2 separate regions of the Homo sapiens genome follow, and region 1 is linked to region 2. Evidence: chromatin loops called from intact Hi-C (ENCODE). Cell type or tissue: K562. All regions are shown on one strand. Each heading gives the region's core, and the rest is flanking DNA. Links, peaks and the distances in the headings are about the cores only. Region 1 has its middle 22 kb from the start of ANKRD45. Region 2 has its middle 51 kb from the start of RC3H1-DT.

What was found. A loop is a pair of places that touch in the nucleus more often than their neighbours do. Peaks named below come from ENCODE experiments on the same cell type or tissue, not always from the same donor. Only the 100,000 strongest peaks of a DNase experiment are listed, where the experiment ranks them.
Region 1: a loop joins it to region 2, with 4 times the contacts of the local background. A loop is called at or near these places in 2 of 110 quality-filtered maps.

What each region holds. Positions count from the first base shown.
Region 1 is chr1:173,686,758-173,697,653 of GRCh38, reverse strand. It overlaps a transcript of ANKRD45 not described here. Among named protein-coding and RNA genes, the nearest start is that of ANKRD45, 22 kb to the right of the region's middle. In K562, for the core only: CTCF peaks have their summits at 6,309 (motif pointing left) and 8,258 (motif pointing right); a DNase peak (open chromatin) is centred at 6,303.
Region 2 is chr1:174,068,335-174,079,230 of GRCh38, reverse strand. No RefSeq gene overlaps it. Among named protein-coding and RNA genes, the nearest start is that of RC3H1-DT, 51 kb to the right of the region's middle. In K562, for the core only: a CTCF peak has its summit at 4,275 (motif pointing right); no DNase peak of the experiment used is centred there.

The DNA.
Region 1 (10,896 bases), core at 1,620-9,619, 380 kb after region 2:
GCTCTTGTAAGGCAGGCCTGGTGGTGACAAAATCTCTCAGCATTTGCTTGTCTGTAAAGGATTTTATTTCTCCTTCACTTATGAAGCTTAGTTTGGCTGGATGTGAAATTCTGGGTTGAACATTCTTTTCTTTAAGAATGTTGAATATTGGCCCCCACTCTCTTCTGGCTTATAGAGTTTCTGCTGAGAGAGCCGCTGTTAGCCTGATGGGCTTCCCTTTGTGGGTAACCCAACCTTTCTCTCTGGCTGCCCTTAACATTTTTTCCTTCATTTCAACCTTGGTGAATCTGACAATTATGTGTCTTGGGGTTGCCCTTCTCGAGGAGTACCTTTGTGGTGTTCTCTGAATTTCCTGAATTTGAATGTTGGCCTGCCTTGCTAGGTTGGTGAAGTTCTCCTGGATAATATCCTGAAGAATGTTTTCTAGCTTGGTTCCATTCTCCTGTCACTTTCAGGTACACCAATCAAATGTAGATTTGGTCTTTTCACATAGTCCCATATTTCTTGGAGGCTTTGTTCATTGTTTTTACTCTTTTTTCTCTAAACTTCTCTTCTTGCTTCATTTCATTAATTTGATCTTCAATTGCTGAAACCCTTTCTTCCACTTGATCGAATTGGCTACTGAAGCTTATGCATGCATCACATAGTTCTCCTGCCATGGTTTTCAGCTCTATCAGGTCATTTAAGATCTTCTCTACACTGTTTATTCTAGTTAGCCATTCATCTAATCTTTTTTCAAGGTTTTTAGCTTCCTTGTTGTGGGTTTGAACATGCTCCTTTAGCTTAGAGAAGTTTATTATTACCGACCTTCTGAAGCCTAGTTCTGTCAACTCATCAAAGTCATCCTCTATTTGAATAGAAAAAACTATTCTTAAATTCATATGAAACCAAAAAAGAGCCCTAATAGCAAAAGCAATCCTAAGCAAAAAGAACAAAGCTGGATGCATCACATTACTCAACTTCAAACTATACTACAAGGCTACAGTAACCGAAACAGCATGGTATTGGTCAAAAACAGACCCATAGACCAATGGAACAGAATAGAGAACCCAGAAATAAAGCCACACACCTACAACCACCTGATCTTTGACAAAATCAGCAAAAACAAACAATGAGAAAAGGGCTCCCTATTCAGTAAATGGTACTGGGATAACTGGCTAGCCCTAAGCAGATGATTGAATCTGGAATCCTATGTTTCACCATAGACAAAAATTTACTCAAGATGGATTAAAGGCTTAAATGTGAGACCTAAAACTATAAAAATCCTAGAAGAAAGGAAATGTCATTCTGGACACTGGCCTTGGCAAATAATTTATGACTAAGTCCTCAAAAGCAATTGTAACAAGAACAAAAATTGACATGTGGGACCTATCAGGGGAACCACCCCCAATATTTCACGTCGGTTCTTTTCTGTTTCCCTAAGTATCAGCCAGTCTGAGAAATACAGGGAAAGAGTACAAAAGAGAGAAATTTTAAAGCTGGGTGTCCGGGGGAGACATCACATGTTGGCAGTTTCCTTCATGCCCCCTGAGCCATAAAACCAGCAAGTTTTTATTACTGATTTTCAAAGGGGAGGGAGTGTACGAATAGGGTGTGGGTCACAGAGATCACATGCTTCACAAGGCAATAAAATATCACAAGGCAAATGGGGGCAGAGTACCAGGGTGAAATTAAAATTGGTAATGAAGTTTTGGGCATGCATTGTCATGGATAACATCTTATCAGGAGACAGGGTTTAAGAGCAGATAACCGGTCTGGCTAAAATTTACTGGGTGGGAATTTCCTTGTCCTAATAGGCCTGGGAGTGCTATGGAAGACTGGGGCTTATACGCTGTTGGTGGGAATGTCAACTAGTTCAGCCAGTGTGGAAAGAAGTTGGAGACTTCTCAAAGGACCTAAAACAGAACTGCCATTCAACCCAGCAATCCTACTACTGGGTATATACCCAAAGGATCATAAAACATTCTGCCAAAAAGACACACACACTCATATGCTTATCGCAGCACTAGTCACAATAGCAGAGACATGGAATCAACATAGGTGCCCATCATTGATGGATTGGATGAAGAAAATATAGTACATATACACCACGGAATACTATGGCACCATAAGAAAGAGTGATATCATGTCCTTTGCAGCAACGTGGATGCGGTCCAAGCCAATATCCTAAGTGAATTAACACAGGAACAGAAAACCAAATACTGCATGTTCTCACTTATAAGGGGGAGCTGAACATTGAATACACATGGACATAAAGATGGCAACAATAAACACTGGGGAATACTAGAGGAGGGAAGGAGGGATGGGAGCAAGGGCTGAAAAACTACCTATTGGGTACTGTGTTCACTACCTGGGTGACAGGATCACTCATACACCAAGCCTCAGCATCATGTTATATACCCACCTAACAAACCTGCACATGTACTCCTGAATCTAAAATAAAAATTAAAATATACTTAAAAAAGAAAGCATTTAAAATACCATACATTGCTTAGGAATACACATTAACGTGACAAAATTATAATAGCATGATTGAAGAATATACACATGATATAAGGATGATAGTGATTTTGTTAACATAGGTAGGAAGGGCCAGAGAACTGAAAATGACAATAAAATTTCTCAATTTTACCAGTAATATTTCATTCATATTATTAAAATGATTTGAAAAATATTACAACTAATAAATGTCTTTTAAATTCAGATGTTCAGTTATATTAGAATCTGTTGTTTTCTGTGTAATTGAAAAATTTCCTAATAAAAATAATACAAGAGAAGTAGACAATTCATTGGACATCTAGAACTCCCTCCTTAAATTCCATGGTTATGGAAAACCAAATACTGCAGGTTCGCACTTGTAAGTGGGAGCTAAGCTGTGGGTACACAAAGGCATACAAAATGGTATAATGGACATTGGAGACCCTGAAGGGGGAAGAGTGGGTAGGAGGTGAGGGATGCAAAACTGTGTATTGGGTACAATGTACACTATTCAAGTGACAAGTATCCTAAAATTCCAGATTCACCACTATACAATTCATCCATGTAACCAAAAACCACACATACCTCTAAAGCTATTGAAATAATAATAATAATAATAATAATAATAATAATAATAATAAACTTCTTAAGTTTCATGGTTAAAAGTCAAGAAAACACTACCTTCCATCTGGTTTATAAAAATTGAAATTCTGGCCAGGCACAGTGATTCACGCTTGTAATCCCAGCACTTTGGGAGACTGAGGCGGGTGGATCATCTGAGGTCAGGAATTTGAGACCAACTGACCAATATGGTGAAACCCTGTCTCTACTAAAACTACAAAAGTTAGCTTGGTGTCCGTGGCATGCACCTGTAGTCCCAGCTACTTGGGAGGCTGAGGCAGGAGAATTGCTTGAACCCGGGAGGCGGAGGTTGCAGTGAGCCAAGATCATGCCACTGCACTCCAGCCTGGGTGACAGAGTGAGACTCTGTCTCAAAAAGAAAAAAAAAATTGAAATCCTACGTATTGAGCACCTAGTCTACACTTGGCCCTTGAAATTATTGTCTGCTATACATAGCTACCTCTGAGAAATAGTGCCTTAGACAGTGCTATTTCCCTGGGATACTCCTCCTTTCCCGCTCCAACCATAACTTATTTGCCAATGGGCAGAAATCTAACCCAGTGGCAGCCCTTTTCTAGCCAGCAACCTATGGCATAGATGCCTTCACTCAAAGCAGATAAGTTAAACCAGCCAGATTGCTCTTCCAGTAATTTGGTATTAAAAATAAAAGTTACTGATGGGCAGTGGACTGTGAGGTTTTATAGATGTGGGGGCTAAGGAAATTTATGCCTAGCAGACCAGTAATCAGAAGAAATCAATGAGCAAAGAAAAAGCTAGAGAACAGAGTCCTTCTGAGGACTGGGTGCACTTAACCTCTTATTTTGGAATTCTGTGACATCTCTTTATATCCATATAATTGGTCCTACTTCACTCTCTCTTTATTTGAACTGCATTTGGTAGTTCTATTTTCTTGGATATGTTTTTATTCTATGTTGTCCACATCCTTTAGATAGAAGAAAGTATATCATTACATAGGTGAAAATGAGATGTTGATGGTTGATGGTCTCACAACTAATGAGCATTGAAGCCATGATTTAATCTGGCTTTAAAGCTGTGTTCTGGATTAAATGCAAGTGGTTATGCATTTGCCAGCATGAATATGCATGCATATTTATCCATGTCTATAACCAGTGCTTGTTTTCCATCTGGATGAATAGGGAGATAGATGGATAGAGAGATAGAAAGAATAACAAAGAATAACATAACAAAATAGAATAGTGCTACAAATGGGGAAATTAACAAGAAATTCTTTTTTTTTTTGAGGTGGAGTCTTGCTGTTGTCACCTGGGCTGAAGTGCAATGGCATGATCTCAGCTCACTGCAACCTCTCAGGTTCCAGCTATTCTCCTGCCTCAGCCTCCCAAGTAGCTGAGATTACAGGCACTTGCCACCATGCCTGGCTAATTTTTGTATTTTTAGTAGAGATGGAGTTTCACCATTGTTGGCCAGGCTGGTGTCAAGCTCCTGACCTCTGTTGATCCACCCCCCCGGCCCCCCATCCCTTGGCCTCCCAAAGTACTGGGATTACAGGTGTGAGCCACCATGACCGGCCAAGAAATTCATATTTTTAACGTTAAAATATAAGAACAGAACCACAAAGCCAGGGCTGTCACTATCATGTTGTATTGTCTTGCCTGGGTTGGATTAGGGTGAACGTGGTTTCACACAGATGAACAAGGAGAAGAGTGATGCTGCCTGGTGAAATAATCACTGATTCCCCAGAAAACCTGAGAGAAAGAGCTCAGGTGGGTAATGCCCTGTTTAACCCTCATGTTCCAGGCCCTGACTCATTTGCCACTTCTTAACTTTCACTAGAAGCACATGTTAAACACTCAGATATAGTGGTAATGATTTTTTATTCATGTTTTAGTAAAAGCATTGCTTCTCACTGTTTATGTTTTTGAAATGAAGCAGCATCAGTTCTCAGAAACACAGCCTTCTGATTGTCAGCATCATCTTCCCTGTGTCAAAGTGTGAAAGGAAAATATCTTGGGCCCCCAAAATCACTAAGCTAAAGGGAAAAGTCAAGCTGGGAACTGCTTAGGGCAAATCTGCCTCCCATTCTATTCAAAGTCACCCCTCTGCTCACTGAGATAAATGCATATCTCATTGCCTCCTTTGGAGAGATTAATCAGAAACTCAAAAGAATGCAACAATTTGTCTCTTACCTACCTATGACCTGGAAGCTCCCTCCCCACTTTGAGTTGTCCCACCTTTCCAGACGGAACCAATGTTCATCTTACATATGTTGATTAATGTCTCATGTCTCCCTAAAATGTATAAAACCAAACTGTGCTCTGACCACTGTTAGATATGAATTCTAAATTTATTTTCAAAGAATTAATATGTCAGTATGTTCAATTCTTTGCCTTCTACTTTTAAACTTCCTTTTAAACTTTCTACTTTTAAACTTCACTTCCTTGTAAAGCAACTTTTTTCGACTACCTACTCCACCCTAACTCATTCTGATCATCTGCTCCACCCTAACTCATTCCAATCAGCTGCTCCACACTAACTCATTCTGATTACCTGCTACCTGCTCGACCCTGACTTCTGCCAAAGCACTCACCCCATCATTCTCTTTAAATTAGCCAATCAGTATTAGTTTAGCCCATGCAGTCTAATCCTCGCCAATAGGGGAATAACACAGCAGCAGGGGCCATGTGCGTCAAGGATAAGAACTCCTTCCCCTCCCTTGTCCAAGTGTGCGCTCACCATTGCTCCATCTGTAAGGGTGCACACTTCATTTTTGTTTTGTTTTGTTTTTTGAGACGGAGTCTCTCTCTGTCGCCCAGGCTGGAGTGCAGTGGCGTGATCTCAGCTCACTGCAAGCTCTGTCTTCCGGGTTCTTGCCATTCTCCTGCCTCAGCCTCCCAAGTAGCTGGGACTACAAGGCACCCACCACCAAGCCTGGCTAATTTTTTTGTATTTTTAGTAGAGACGGGGTTTCACCGTGTTAGCCAGGATGGTCTCGATCTCCTGACCTCGTGATCCACCCATCTTGGCCTCCCAAAGTGCTGGGATTACAGGCGTGAGCCACCAGGGCACATCTTTCTACAGAAGTACCTGGCCTTGCTGAGAGTTAAAAATAAAATTTTATATTTGAGTGCTATTTCTTTTGCAGCACTGAAACTTTATATGTAACAATTTGGGGGCTCGCCTGTGATTACATTTCCCTCTGGGGACGGTCTCTGGTTCACTCTCGTGAGGAGGTGTGCCCCGCCCCCTTCTGGCGGCCTCAGGGGTGAGAAATCAAGACCCACCCAGTGCGAGGAATAACCTGAGCTCTCAGCAACACAGAAAAAACCAAACCAAAACAAAAAACTGGCCAGCAACCTAGCTTAAAGGATCCTCACATACTGCAGCAATGACTCTGGGCATGGACCAAGGAAGGAGAAGCCGTGGGAGCCAGTAAAGTATTTCCCTGGTGGTCAGGACCAAGGTAAGAAAGCCGTGGGGGGTGGGGCAGTGAAGTACTCCTTGGTTGGGGTGGCTTAGAGGTTAAAAAGAGGTGAGACATCCCCACTGGGGGGGATTGAACCTCACACAAACCTCCATAGTAGAAAAGGTGAGAAATTTCCCATGGAGGAAATTGAGCCTCACCCCAAAAGGCAAGAAATTTCCAGTGGGGAAATTGAGCCCCACCCCAAAAGGCAAAAATCCCAGTGGGGAAATTGAGGCTTACCCCAAAAGGTGAGAAATTTCCAGTAGGGGAAATTGAACCTTGAACCTTACCCCAAAACCATCAAGATGGGAAATACCCCAAGCAAGACAGGGAGTAAGGGGGATAAAGATGGTAACGAAGATATTCCACTGTATAGCCCCCTAGGTCTCATGCGAAAACACTGGAAAGATAATGAGAGGACTAAACATAGGAAAAAGCAACAAATGTTAAAATATTGCTGTTTTATTTGGACTCAGGGACCCATCCTCAATACCTCAATCTTCTGGCCAAAGTTTGGGTAGAATGAGTATGTAATGTGTCAGTTTCTAATCTGATATGTTAATGATAAAAGTCCAGTATCTCAAGAAGAACTAGGCTATGCCCTTTGTTGGAGGCAAGGACCTGCCCTCCTTTTTCCCTTAAAAACAAATAGGGAAGAACCAAATCTGGCACCTCAAAATGAAAAGTCAGAGGAGCCAGCTCTCATGCCTAAAGATTCCAGCACGTGGGATCCCCTAGAGTATCTTCCCCCACTCAGTGTCCCCGATCTTTCCCCTCAAACAGCCACTGCTGCCTCAGATCCCATTCCAAATTCCCCCTCTACTCACATTATCCCTCCTCCTTATAACCCTGACTCTTGGGAATTACTGTGCCACCAGCCTGTTCCCTCCCAACCTAAAGACCCCTCTCTAAAAGGACTCCAGCATGAGGTAGAACAATGTAAAAAAGATATTTAGAATTTCCCAGTTCCTTCTGTACCTAAGAGGTCAGCCCCGACCCTCTTCCCTTTGAAAGAGGTACCACAAGGGAGGTCGGGGGGGGGGGGGGCGGGGGGCAGGCATTGGCTTTGTAAGTCTGAAATTTTAAAAAGGAGCTTAAACTGCCACTAGATGACCCTTATGGAGTGGCAGACCAAATTGACCAATTCTTAGGACCTCAGTTATACACTTGGGTCGAGTTACTGTCCATCTTGGGCATCCTCTTTTCAGAGGAAGAAAGGAGTATGATTTGTAGGGCTGCTATGGTAGTTCAGGAATGTGAGCACCCTCCTGATGAAAACATTCCTACCACAGGCCAGAAATTCTCCACCCGAGACCCCCAGTGGGACAATAACAACGCAGATCACCGGGAAAATATGCAGAATGTAAGGGAGATAATAATAAAAGGAATTTGGGAATAAGTACCCTGAACTCGAAATCTTTCTAAAGCACTTGATATACAACAGGAAAAGGACGAAGGGCCTATGAGATTCCTAGACAGACTGAGGGAGCAAATGAGGCAATGTGCAGGCCTCAATTTGGATGATCCCCTTGGGCAAGGAATGTTGAAACTCCAATTTGTCACTAAAAGTTGGCCAGATATTTCAAAAAAGTTACAAAAATAGACAATTGGGAAGACCGTCCTCTAAGTGAGCTTCTCAGGGAAGCTCAGAAAGTATACATGAAAAGGGATGAAGAAAAAGAGAAAAAAAAAGACAAAACTTATGTTTTCCACCTTCCAACAGATGGCTCCAAACCCAGGTACGTCTAGACAGAGCTTCCAGGGAGCCAGAAACTATAAAGGGTCCGAACCCTCTTTTAAATGACCCCAGCCTCTATCTGGAGGACCAAGGTCCTCATCTACCAGGCCCCCTAAAGAGTATGGGGGAGCAGGGTTAAAGAATCCCAGAACTAAGAGGGAGGAAGGACAAGATAGGTGCTATAGATGTGGAAAAACAGGCCACTTCAAGAGAGGATGTCCTGAACTAAGAAAGGAGAAAGAAGCCCTTCCACTCATGACTTTAGAGGAAGAGTAGGGGGGTCAGGGGCTCTGTCTTTTTTATATTGAGTCCCAGCAGGAGCCCTTGATAAATTTGGAGGTGGGCCCTAAACATGAGCTTATCACCTTTTTAGTCGATTCAGGCGCTGCTTGCTCCTCTGTTTGTTCCCCCCAACCCCCCGTCTAATGTTGTCTCCTCCTCAGAGGAACTTTTAGTTTCCGAGGTAAAAGGGGAAGGAGAGGGGAGAACAGCATAAGCAGCTGGCACAGGCAGGGAAAGACCAGCAGAAAGGGGAGAGAGAGAGAGACAGAGAGGAAAGAGGCAGAAAGAGAGAGAGAGACAGAGAGGAAAGAGGCAGAAAGAGAGAGAGGAAAGAGGCAGAAAGAGAGAGAGGAAAGAGGCAGAAAGAGAGAGAGGAAAGAGGCAGAAAGAGAGAGAGGAAAGAGGCAGAAAGAGAGAGAGGAAAGAGGCAGAAAGAGAGAGAGGAAAGAGGCAGAAAGAGGAAGAGGCGGAGAGAGAGAGAGAGGAAGAGGCAGAGAGAGAGAGAGGAAGCGGCAGAGAGAGAGAGAGGAAGAGGCAGAGAGGGAGAGAGAGGGAGAGAGAGGAAGAGGCAAAGAGGAAGAGGCAGAGAGAGGAAGAGGCAGAGAGAGAGAGGAAGAGGTAGAGAGAGGAAGAGGTAGAGGAAGAGGCAGAGAGAGAGAGGAAGAGGCAGAGAGAGAGGAAGAGGCAGAGAGAGGAAGAGGCAGAGAGAGAGAGGAAGAGGCAGAGAGAGAGAGAGGGAGTCAGAGAGAGAAAGAGGGAGTCAGAGAGAGAAAGAGAGACAGAAAGTCAGAGAGAAAGAAAGATGTAGTAAAGAAAAAACAGTGTACCCTATTCCTTTAAAAACCAGGGTAAATTAAAAACCCATAATTGGTAATTGAAGGTCTTCTCTGTGACCCTGTAACACTCCAATACCACCTTGTTGTCAGTGTAAACAAGGGCATAGCCCGAAAGCACTGAGGACACTGACAACCCGTACCCTTCCTATCAAAAATCCTTAACCCAATAACCCGTAGATGGCCCAAATACATTCAATCTGTAGCGACAACTGCTTTGCTAACAGAAGAAAGTATGAGGCAATTCTGTTAAAAAAAAAAAAAAAAAAAGATTCAACATTAACCACTAAAAATTCCCTTAACCCAGCAGGTTTCCTAGCAGGGGATCTAAATCTTAATTACTACACAAAGGTCCGACCAGACCTAGGAGGAACTCCCTTCAGGACAGGATGATAGATGTTTCCTCCCAGGTGATTGAGGGAAGAAGACACAATCGGTATTCAGTAAGTGATAAGGAAACTCTTGTAGAAGCAGAGTTAGGAAAATTACCTAATAATTGGTCTGCTCAAATGTGCGAGCTGTTTGCACTCAGCCAAGCCTCAAAATACAGAACCAGGAAGGAACCATCTGTACAAATTCTAAGTTAATTTGGACTAAAAACAAGGTCGTATTAATAATAAAGAATAATTGAAATCCCAAACTTACAAGGTTTTCAGCAAAAGTAAAGTTTGCTAAAAGTTAACATGTATTATCCTAACTTCTAATCTTGTGGCCTTAGACAGTCTAGTCCACAGACATGAAGGAAGTTTGCTTTGGAAAAGAATAGTTATCTTCAGAGAAGAAAAAAGGGGTGGGGGGGGGGTAGAATTTATATAAAAAGGGATGTTATATGGTAAATTCTTGTCCTAAAATAAATTAACTGGTTGTTTAAATAAAAGGGATGTTTGTGACAAGTCAGAAAGTTGAGGCGTGTCAAAGAATTGTCTGTGAAAGTCAGGAAAAAAAATTATAAAAGGGAATTTATGCAAGAAATGTTGTATAATTTAAAAGTAATTAGGCCTCCTGAATGTAAAACTATTGAAGAAACAGTTTATGTGCAAGGTGTGTAAGGAAAGTAAAATATACTTTTGGTAAAAGGATTATAAGGATGCATAAGAATGTGGATTTTTACCTACATTAAAAGGTTAAAAAGTATATATTTTGTTTTAAAGGTTTAAGCAAGTTTTAAAACATTAATTGTAAAGGAAATTCTGTGTGTAAACATATTGGCTAAAGTTAAGGGGGTGTCATCCAGTTTTTCTGTGAACTGGACATTAAAAGCACAACAGGTTTTTCTTAAAGCACTAACCTGCTCTGTAACAAAAATTATAAAAGGTTAAAAAAAGTCTATAAAAATCTTACCTTCTGGTCAGACATTAAAAATTGGATAAATATGTCTACAAGGTTGTATTAAAATTAAGTTTAACATTAATAACACACTAATATAAAGGTGAAATTTAGCTTATCTGGTATAAAAATCATACAGGAAGCATTGTCAAATATAAAATGGCATTTGGCTT
Region 2 (10,896 bases), core at 1,130-9,129:
CACATATAATATAATCACATATAAAAATAAAGAGTTTTTCTTTTTTTTTTTTTTTTTTTTTTTTGAGACTGAGTCTTGCTCTGTCACCAGGCTGGAATGCAGTGGCACAATATTGGCTCACTGCAAGCTCCGCCTCACAGGTTCAAGTGATTCTTCTGCCTCAGCCTCCTGAGTAGCTGAGACTACAGGCATGCCACCACTCCCAGCTAATTTTTGTATTTTTAGTAGGGACGGTGTTTCACCCTGTTGGCCAGGATGGTCTCGATCTCTTGACCTCGTGATCCGCCTGCCTTGGCCTCCCAAAGTGCTGGGATTGCCAGCGTGAGCCACTACTCTCAGCCTTCTGTTTTTTACATGTATATATTCAGGGAAAGATGTTTACCTAATGTCAATGATGATTATTTCTGAACGGTGAAATTTGAAGGTAACTATTAGTTTCTCCTTTATAGCTTCCTGCATTGACTTCCTATTAAACATGCCACTTTGAAGCAAGTGTTCATTTCATTGCTTATACCAAAATGTCACAATTTTTTTTAAAAAAAGGCATAAGCTCAAAAGCACTAAAAGCCCAGGAGAGGAGACTATAGTGGCTAAGATGTGTCAGTAAAATTTTAGAAGCTGAAAAGTGGATCGACTAGAGAGAACTGACTTCAGAGAACTGAAAAAGCCAAAATTTAAGCCTACAGTTGTGTGTGTGTGTGTGTGTGTGTGTGTGTGTACGTTGGAGGTGGGAGTGTGAATCCAGAAAGTAGTAAGCTTAATTTTGTTGCAGCACCCTGGAATGGTTCTTAAATTGAAGGCACAGGTATCTCCAGAGGAGGGGTAAGTATGGTATTGAAAATAGAAGAACTGGTTGAACTATAAGGAGGGAAGGTCATTTGTAGATGCCTTCTTTCAACCCACATAGGCTGTCAATCAGTAGTCTCAAAGTGATGTCTCTGTACCAGCAGCAATAGAAAATTACAAATACAAATTCTCATGCTTCACCCCTGACCTCCTGAATGAGAAACTCTAGAGATGGTGTCACCGGTAGAGAGTCATGACTGCAAGTTGTCCAGGTTCTTGGTGTTTTGAACAAAGAATTGGAAGAAACACCCAGCAAGGCAAAGAAAGAACGAAGCAACAAAAGAACTAAAGCAAGGATTTATTGAAAAAGAAAGTACACTCCACGGTGTGGGAGCAGACCCAAGCAGTGGCTCAAGGGCCCAGATACAGAATCTTCCTGGGCCCCCTAGAAGCTTCCCATTGGCCACTTCATGCTAACCTCATGTAAATGAAGTGGTATCCCCCGCTCAGTCTGACTGGTTGCAGAAAGCAACCATTCAGACGCTGGAGTGAAGTTACAAAGTTGCAAACAAAGACTCCACCCGCACTCAGCATGATTTGTTGTAGACAGCAAATTTCCCATCTGCCACGCAGAAAAGATCCAAGGGAGTAGCCTCTGCTCTTTTTGTTACTTAGGTGTGCAAAGTTAGGGTTTTCCTTTCAATTTAGTTCTAGGAAGTCAGAGTGAAACAGCCTTACGTTCCCTGCCTCCAGACCCTATTCTCCTGCCTCAATGGGATCCAGCCACCTGTGTTTTACCAAGCCCTCCATGGGACTCTAGTACAGTTAGAATTTGAGAATCACACCATTAGATTGGAGGTTTATTATCTGGAAAGTCTGAAGCAGAGAAAAGGTAGACTCAGAGACACCAGGAATATCTGAAGGTATGAGTAATTTACTGAAATTAGTAAATGTGCAGCAAATGAAAATCTACCTATTCCAAGTAATATATTTAAACCCCAATTGAGCTCCATGATGTTGACATCCAGGGTTTCATTCCTTAGAGCGCGATTAACACGTTGCTACCCAATGTTTGGTTCACAAACTGGTATTCATTATTGGTCTACAACAAGATATGGAATTTGTGCAAGAATGTAAATCTACTATGTCACTAAGTGCACTGTGTGGTTTGGCTTACTTTTTTTAATTAGAGAACTTCTCTCTGAGGAAATTAACTAGCAATCTGAACTGTGTCTGATATCCCTACAGTGAAACCCACTAGTTTTGAAAAGCTTCAAACACACTAAGATTTAAGTGAGCATTTTTATCTCTAACTCTTAACTATAAATGAACAGCCAAGAATCATCAGACATTTGAAGAAAGTCTAATATGGAAGAAACCAAAAGAAATGGTCAAAAGGAACTTGGAGAAAACTGAGACAAGTAGTAACAGAAAAAAAAAATTACAGTTAAAAAAAAAAACCCATACTTTAACATCTTCAAAGAGATAAAAGGAGAGATAGCATCCCTATGCTAGATGATAAAGCTATTTTTATTTTTATGGTTTTTTTTTTTTTTTTTGGAGACAGAGTCTTGCTCTGTTGTCTAGGCTGGAGTGCAGTGGCATCATCTCTGCTCACTGCAACCTCTGCCTCCCAGGTTCCAGCAATTCTCCTGCCTCAGCCTCCCAAGTAGCTGGGACTACAGGTGTGCGCCACCATGCCTGGTTAATTTTTGTATTTTTAGTAGAGATGGGGCTTTGCCATCATGGCCAGGCTAGTCTCGAACTCCTGACCTCAGGAGATCCACCCGTCTCTAGCTCCCAAAGTGCTGGGATTACAAGCGTGAGCCACTGCACCCCAGCCTATTTTTTTTTTTTTTTTTTTTTTGAGATAGGGCCTCCCTCTCTCGCTCAGGCTGGAGTGCAGTGGCACGATTTTGGCTCACTGCAGCCTCGGCCTCCCGGGTTCAAGCGATTCTCTTGCCCCTGCCTCCCAAGTAGCTGGGACTACAGGTGTGCACCGCCATGCCCAACTAATTTCTGCATTTTTAGTAGAGACGAGGTTTCACCATGTTGGCCAGGCTGGTCTCAAACTCCTGAGCTCAAGTGATCCACCCGCCTCAGCCTCCCAAAGTGCTGGGATTACAGGCGTGAGCCACTGCACCCGGTCAATAAAACTATTTTTGAAAAGACCATTATGGCCAGGCATATATAGATAATTTAGATATCTATCTATGATAGATAATACATGCATATCATATCTTATATATATTATATATATATAATATATATATATATATTCTGTTTCTCAGGAGAACACTAATACACCAGCTAAATGGCTTGAAAGAGTGATTGCTGGGGAATGGAGGGAGGGGGCCATTTCGGGGGAGGGATGGGACCAGGAACTCCATTTTTTACAAGCCTTATCATCCTTTTTGGCTTTTAAAACTATCTGCATACATTAATGTGACAAAAATTTAAAGTAAATTTAGAAAACACAACAAACCCAAGATGTTTCCTTTGTTAAAATTAAATTATATTAAAATGTGACCGACTCCTTTAAACTAGTGTAGTGAAATAAACAATAAAAACTTGTTTGTTCCTGTCTTGTTCCATTTCAATGATTCCCAAGTTTTTCCTCTGTGCTCCAGGTTCCTCACATTGTATTAAAGGAAAACCATTTTACCATCTTCACAAGGAAGGAGGAAGAACTAATAAAAATGGTTGATAAGTGTAAAGAGGCCTGAAAGGATAAGGAGTCTAGGGCAAGTCTTTTTGGCTGAAAATTGTTAGAATGTGAGATATGAAAAATAATTATAGATAAAAGCTGGCAATTACTGACCAGTTGCTAAGTGGCACATGTTGTGCTGGGCCCTTTCTTTGCATTACATCATTTAAATCCTCACAATGATCCTATAAGTTAGGCTATTTTCCCCATTCTACAGATAGAAACCTTTTAAAGGATGAGTAATTTGTCAAAGAAAGTGGCAGAGCCTGGATTTAAACTCAGATCGGTTTTACTCAAAAGTCTAAGCTCTTGGAAACTTCCAGTGTATTTTGAGCAAAACCAAAATAACAATCTGGGGGGTGGGGGTGGGGAGATATGAGGAATCACTATGGCTGCCAAGTCTCAACACGGGGCTATAGGAGTACAAGAGAAAATTACTCAAGACTAATTGAAACTGTAAAAGAATGATCCTGCTTCACAAAGGAATGCCACAGTAGATTGTCACATGAGCACCACTAGAATAAACTGAAGTATATGTACATTAATTCACCAAATATTTATTAAATGTCCTGTGAGTTGGCCACTGAGTTAGGGACTAGTAATATAAATTCTTCATTTATATAATCTAATACACTTAGATATGAGGAGTTTCTTGAAGAAATTACTATAAAATTAGGGGGTTTTTACTATCCTGAGACATAATATCAATATTCAGTTTCTTAGAAGAAATTCGTTCCTCTATTACTAATTTGTTATACTATGACTGTTTCAGCAGAGGGCACTAGGTAACCAAGATAGTTTTGAACTTCATGTGGCAAAATAGTTAATAAAAGTATCTTTCTGAACTGTATCTAAAAACAGAGTCATGATTTTTAAAAGCATATCAAATGTTTCAAAACTGGAATAAGCCATGAACCAAAGAAAGGAGGCTTGAAATATGAATATTGGCAAGATCACTCAGGTCAATATTCGAGATGCTTACACAATTATAGATTTTTTTTTTAGTGTTTCTGCTGCTTGTAAAATGATTTCGATTATTTATCTGCAAGCCTCTATTAGTGCTACCAGGAAATGTCAGTTTATCATTTAGCACTTATGAGAGAGATGGCTTAGGGTAGTGGAATAAACCCTGGGCCAGAAGCAAAAAATCTGGAGTTTGAGAGCACCTCTCTCCACTCACATTGCCTTTTACTAATTCTGTGACCCGGAGCAAAATACTTGATACTTTAGAGCTGTTGTTTCTACACCTCTACAATAGTGATAATGTCTCCCTTGCTTATGAATGTGAAAATGTGTTGCAAAATGTTGTAAATGCATAAGGTATTATTAACATACAAAATGTCAAGCTGCTAGAAAAAGAAATTCTAGAAACAAAATGCAATCCTACATAATATCCTTTTGATTCCAGGCCTGTAACAATTGGCTTTGGAATCTTCTGGTAGTAGTGTATATCTTATTAGTCCAAACAGAGACAAAAAGCAGCAACCTATAGTCACGATTTTAAGATTATTTTCTCCAGCCCCTTAAGATTTTACAAGTCCATTTTTTTCTTTTTTTATACAGGGTCTCACTTTGTCACCCAGGCTGTAGTGCAGTGGCGCAATCTCACCTCACTACAGTCTTGACCCCCCAGGTTCAAGCAATCCTCCTGCCTCAGCCCTCCAAGTAGCTGGGACTACAGCCTATGCCACCATGCCCGGCTAATTTTTGTATTTTTAGTAAAGACGGGCTTTCATCATGTTGAGCACAAGTGATCCGCCTGCCTAGGCCTTCCAAAGTTCTGGGATTACAGGCGTCAGCCACCCCGCCCCAACTACTAGTCCCTTTTGCACATCAAAGAAGAAATACAAATTAATTCATAAAGATTTGCTAAAAGATCTTTTCATCATATGATCATGCACTGTCCTCAGACAAACTGCCACTGGTTTGCACAGAGAGATTTCTCAGTTTTCAGGGGGAAGGCACATCCGGCTGTATGCTTTTCATTTTCTTAAATGTACTCACACAGTTTGCATGCCTGACTAGAAGTATAGCCACTCATCAACACTTCCAAATTGCCTTTATGAGCAATGTTTCCGTAAACCAATGAATAGGGTATGATTATATGTTACTTATGTGTGGGAAACTAAAGAACAAAAGGATCAAATGTGTAAGTGGGAGCTAAACATTTAGTACATATAGACACAAAGAAGGGAACAAAAGACACTGGGACCCACTGGAGAGTGAAAGAGGGAGGAGGGAGATTACGCCTTCTGACAATCATAGAACCACCAGAAACCACTGGAACCACTTAAAGTTACTAGAAAATTAGCATTCTGCCAGGGAGGTGGCTCATGCCTGTAATCCCAACACTCTGGGAAGTCGAGGCAGGTGGATCACTTGAGCTCAGGAGTTTGAGACCAGCCTGGCCAACACGGTGAAACCCCGTCTCTACTAAAAATACAAAAATTAGCCAGGCGTGGTGGCACGCGCCTGTAGTCCCAGGTACTAGGGAGGCTGAGGCAGGAGGATTGCTTGAACCTGGGAGGCAGAGATTACTGTGAGCTGAGATCATGACACTGCACTCCAGCCTAGGCGACAGAGCGAGACTGTCTCAAAAAAAAAAAGAAAAAGAAAATTAGCATTCTATCATATTACTCTTCTGTTTACATAATCAAATATATTTTGAACAGTTAACTACATGCGAGGCCCTGTGAGAGATGCTAGAGATACATTAGGGAAAAAACAAAAATACAAAACCAGCTCAGTCCCTGCATATTTGTGGAGCTTATGTGAGGGGGAGGAGCAGACCAAAAAATGAGGAGAGAAGGAAAATAGTTGTGAGTTGTGAATATTTTGTAAAGAAAGTAAACATGAGGGTGAAATAATAAAGAACAGAGGAAAATGATCAAAGGCAGGCTGTTCAAGAAGTCAGGTCAAGAAAAGATGCTGACATTTCAGCTGAAAGCTGAGGAGAGGCAGCATTTCAGGGGTTGCCGCTCTCCCAACAGAGGCAATAAATAGCATGCGCAAAAGCCCTGAGAAGAGAAAGATCCTGATGTGCCTGACAAACTGCAAACAAAACAAAACAAAATAAAACAGAACTGAACTGAACAAAAACCAGATGCTCACAGCATAGCAAGCAAGGGGAAGAGAGCCTTTAAAAAACGAGGTTGAAGAGTTAAGTCCGGGTCAGATACCAGGTTTTGTGGGCTATGGTAGGAGTTTGGATTTCATTCTAAGGAAAATATAAAGTCACTGAAAGATTTTAAACAGAGAAATAATTGGATTTGTATTTTAAGAAGATTCTTGCTACTTTGAGAAGAATGGGTTGGAAAGAAACAAATAGCAACAGGGAGATAAAGTAAAACTCTAATGCAATTTTCCCTGAGATAGATGACAATGAACTCAATAAATGTGTTGACGGAGACGTAAAGTTGTTCATAAATTTGAAATGTATTTTAAGAGATATGGATCGTTCTACTGGTTATTAGTAAAGTGTTTCTATGCAAAATATATATTGGAAAATAACTCAAAATATAATAATTTCATTTCACATAATGAGTTCTGTTAACTTTTAATGAACTCAAAGCTGTTATCAAGCACTTTAATCACTTCATTATATTAATTGAACATCTTTGGAGTGTACAGAAATGAAATTTGAGGCCAGGGGTGGTGGCTCATGCCTCTAATCCCAGTACTTTGGGAGGCTGAGGCGGGTGGATCACCTGAGGCCAGGAGTTCAAGACCACCCTCGCCAGCATGCCAAAAACCTGTCTCCACGAAAAATGCAAAAATTAGCCAGTTGTGGTGTCAGGAGCCTGTAATCCCAGCTACTTGGGAGGCTGAGGCAAGAGAATCGCTTGAACCCGGGAGACGGAGGTTGCAGTGAGCCGAGATTATGCCACTACACTCCAGCCTGGGTGACAGAGCAAAAAAAAAAAAAAGAAAAGAAAAAAGAAATGAAATTTAAGAGATATCCTTCTTCCTTAAAATGCTTATCAGTTTGGAAATCAAAAGCTTCCTGAATAAACCAATTGGAAAATGACCTATTGTTTAACATAAAACTAAACTGTACAGGGCAGAAAATAAGCACTCAGAAAGGATAGAGATTAAAAAATAATTTGGACTATCAAGGAATTTTTATGGTCTCCAAATTGGAGATTCTTCCTGGGCTTTTAAGGAGGGATGAAGTTTAAGTAAACCAACAAGTTCAGTTAGGGAAAGGATTTGAGCAAGATCATTGTGGTAGATACTTGAGGGTTTCTGCTCATCTCAGAATAATTTCTCCTTTTTCTCTCAGAACTGGCTCTCCCTCCACAGGAATGGGCACCTGGTAGACATCCAGTGCAGTCTAATCAATCTTGCCACAAGAGAAGTAATTGCACTGGATGCTTGACCCAAACCAAGTGAAGCCAATCAAATTCTATCTCAGAAATTCTGAATTGAGGTTCAAAATAGGGAGGTAGTTCCCTAAGCATGGCTGGAACTGTACCACATAAAATCAGAAGCCATAGATGGGTACAGAAGTGGGGAAAGCTAATCTGCAGAGATAAAAAGAGAGAGAAAAAAAATCCTGATTCCTTGGTTCTAGAACCTACTAGATGCTTCCAGAGTCTCTTACTACACTCTTGTCCTTGAGTTCTGTGAGAAAACACCGTATCCTTAACATAATTTCCCTTTTTGCTTAAATCACTTTGTGCTAGTTGCTGTTATTCAGAACCAATGTACCTTATCCAAGTCCAGTAGTCATAAAAATAAGAATAAGCATGATGAACAGATAGGACTAACTGTAACAGAATATCATTCTATGCACAAAATATTGAGAAAAAATATAACACTAGGCACCATCTTTAACAAACATACATTTAGTGGAGTAAGATAAACAGCATACCAGAATTACAATGACACCTCATGGATACTGATATCAAAGATTCTTCAGGCAAAGAATGTAAATGACATCATCAGACAGGAAAAGCAGTCACAAATTAGGGACTCATACTTTCAGGTGAAAGTGTTAATTCTGAAGATTAATTTGGCAATATCTATTAAGATTCTTTAAATGGCTATAGTACTTCTTTCAAGAAACAAGGATTTCTCAAGTCCTTAGTGTATATCACGTGCATGTCTAGGTAGTGGAAATAAAGTACTAAACAAGAAAGGTAAATTCTCTGCCCTGTGGAACTTACAGGGAGGGGGGAAGAAATAATAAATTAATTACAAGATTGCCCATAATTTCTAGGAATTTGACAAGGTAAACAATCAGATAAATATACACAGATGTAGGCACAAACATGTTGACACATTATAACGTTACTTATAAGTTTTAAAAATTGGAGGCCAGGCGCGGTGGCTTACGCCTATAATCCCAGCACTTTAGGAGGCTGAGGCCGGTGGATCACCTGAGGTCAGGAGTTCAAGACCAGCCTGGCCAACATGGTGAAACCCCGTCTCTACTGAAAATACAAAAACTAGGCTGGGCGTGGTGGCTCACGCCTGTAATCCCAGCACTTTGGAAGGCCGAGGCAGGTGGATCACGAGGTCAGGAGATCGAGACCATCCTGGCTACCACGGTGAAACCCCGTCTCTACTAAAAATACAAAAAAAATTAGCCGGGCGTGGTGGCAGGCGCCTGTAATCCCAGCTACTAGGGAGGCTGAGGCAGGAGAATGGCGTCAACCCGGGAGGCGGGGCTTGCAGTGAGCCGAGATAGTGCCACTGCACTCCAGCCTGGGCGACAGAGCGAGACTCCCTCTCAAAACAAAAAACAAACAAACAAACAAAATACAAAAACTAGCCAGGCATGGTGGTGGGCACCTGTAATCCCAGCTACCTGGGAGGCTGAGCAGGTGAATTGCTTGAACCTGGGAGATGGAGGTTGCAGTGAGCCAAAATCGCACCATTGCACTCCAGCCTGGGCAACAAGAGTGAAACTCAGTCTCAAAAAAAAAAGGAAACAACCAGCCAGGCGCTTTGGCTCATCGCAGCACTTTGGGAGGCCGAGGTGGGCGGATCACCTGAGGTCAGGAGTTCAAAACCAGTCTGGATAACATGGCGAAACCCCGTTTCTACAAAAATACAAAAATTAGCCAGGCATGGTGTCAGGAGCCTATAATCCTAGCTACTTGGGAGGCTGAGGCAAGAGAATCACTTGTAACCTGGGAGGCGGAGGCTGCAATGAGCCGAGATTGAGCCACTGCACTCCAGCCTGGGCAACACTCCATCTCAAAAAAAAAAAAAAAAAAAAAAATTGGAAACAATCTAAGTGTCCAATAATAAGGAATCAATTACATAAATTATAGTATATCCAAATAATGGTGTGCTATGTTATAACTTAAAATATTTTAAAATAGTAATGGCTAATGTCCATTAAGTGCTTACTGTGTGCGAGGTATTGTTGTGTTTTATATCCAGTAACTCATATAATTACTCATTTAATAAACACAAAAATCCTGAAGTAGGTATTTCATTATCATCTCCGTTGTATACATAAGGAATCTATTGCATGGAGAGGCTAAGTAACTCACCCATAATCGTATAGCTAATAAGTAGGAGAAGTGAGATTTTAATCCAGAGAAGAGTTTAACTTTAGAAACCGTGCTCTTAACTCCGCAATTCCCTGAGAAACATTCCTATATGGAAAAATATCCATAATATAGTTTTAAGTCAAAAAATGCAATATATTAATAGAATTTCATATATAATTTTTAAAAATAAATTATGTATATACTTTTACCCAGAAAAAAAGGAAGAGATTCCAAAATATTAATAAATCAATTTCCCTGAATAGTAGGATTAAAAATTTCAATCTTCTTCTTGGTCTGTTTTATATTTCCAAAACTTTTTGTACTTAACATGGATTATTTAGTAAAGAGGGTATAATTTGTGCTGAGGTTTAAAGGATGAAGAGAAATTAAGTGAGAATTACAAGAAAAGTACATGGGAGGAGGTTTAAAATTAGCTACCACAATCTCTATAGTGAATCAGAAAGCAGGAGATAATCTAGCTTCTAGAAGTTGCACCTTCCAAGATGTTTTTGAAAAAAATATTTGATGACTGACATTTAGGACATTTTATTTGCCATTTTTACAAAATGAAACTGATATCATGAGAAAAAAAGTAACATGTCCACCAGAATTAATATGGAGCTAGAAAGAGAAAAAATATATTCCGATAATCCAGCCACTTGCCTACATTGTTAATATTGAGAAAATGGCTTTTCCAGGTTTTTGAGAGTCTCTTTGTTGAAGAAAAGCATCAGGATGCTCGGGAATTGCAGAATAAGTAAACAAGGCAGGTATAATAAAGTGTTATGGTGATATAAAACATATTTTAAGCAATTACAAAGGTGGGAAGGATGACTTCTAGGCAGGTCAATAGAACTTAGCTATGAAGAATGGTAGAAATTCAACAGACAAAAAAGA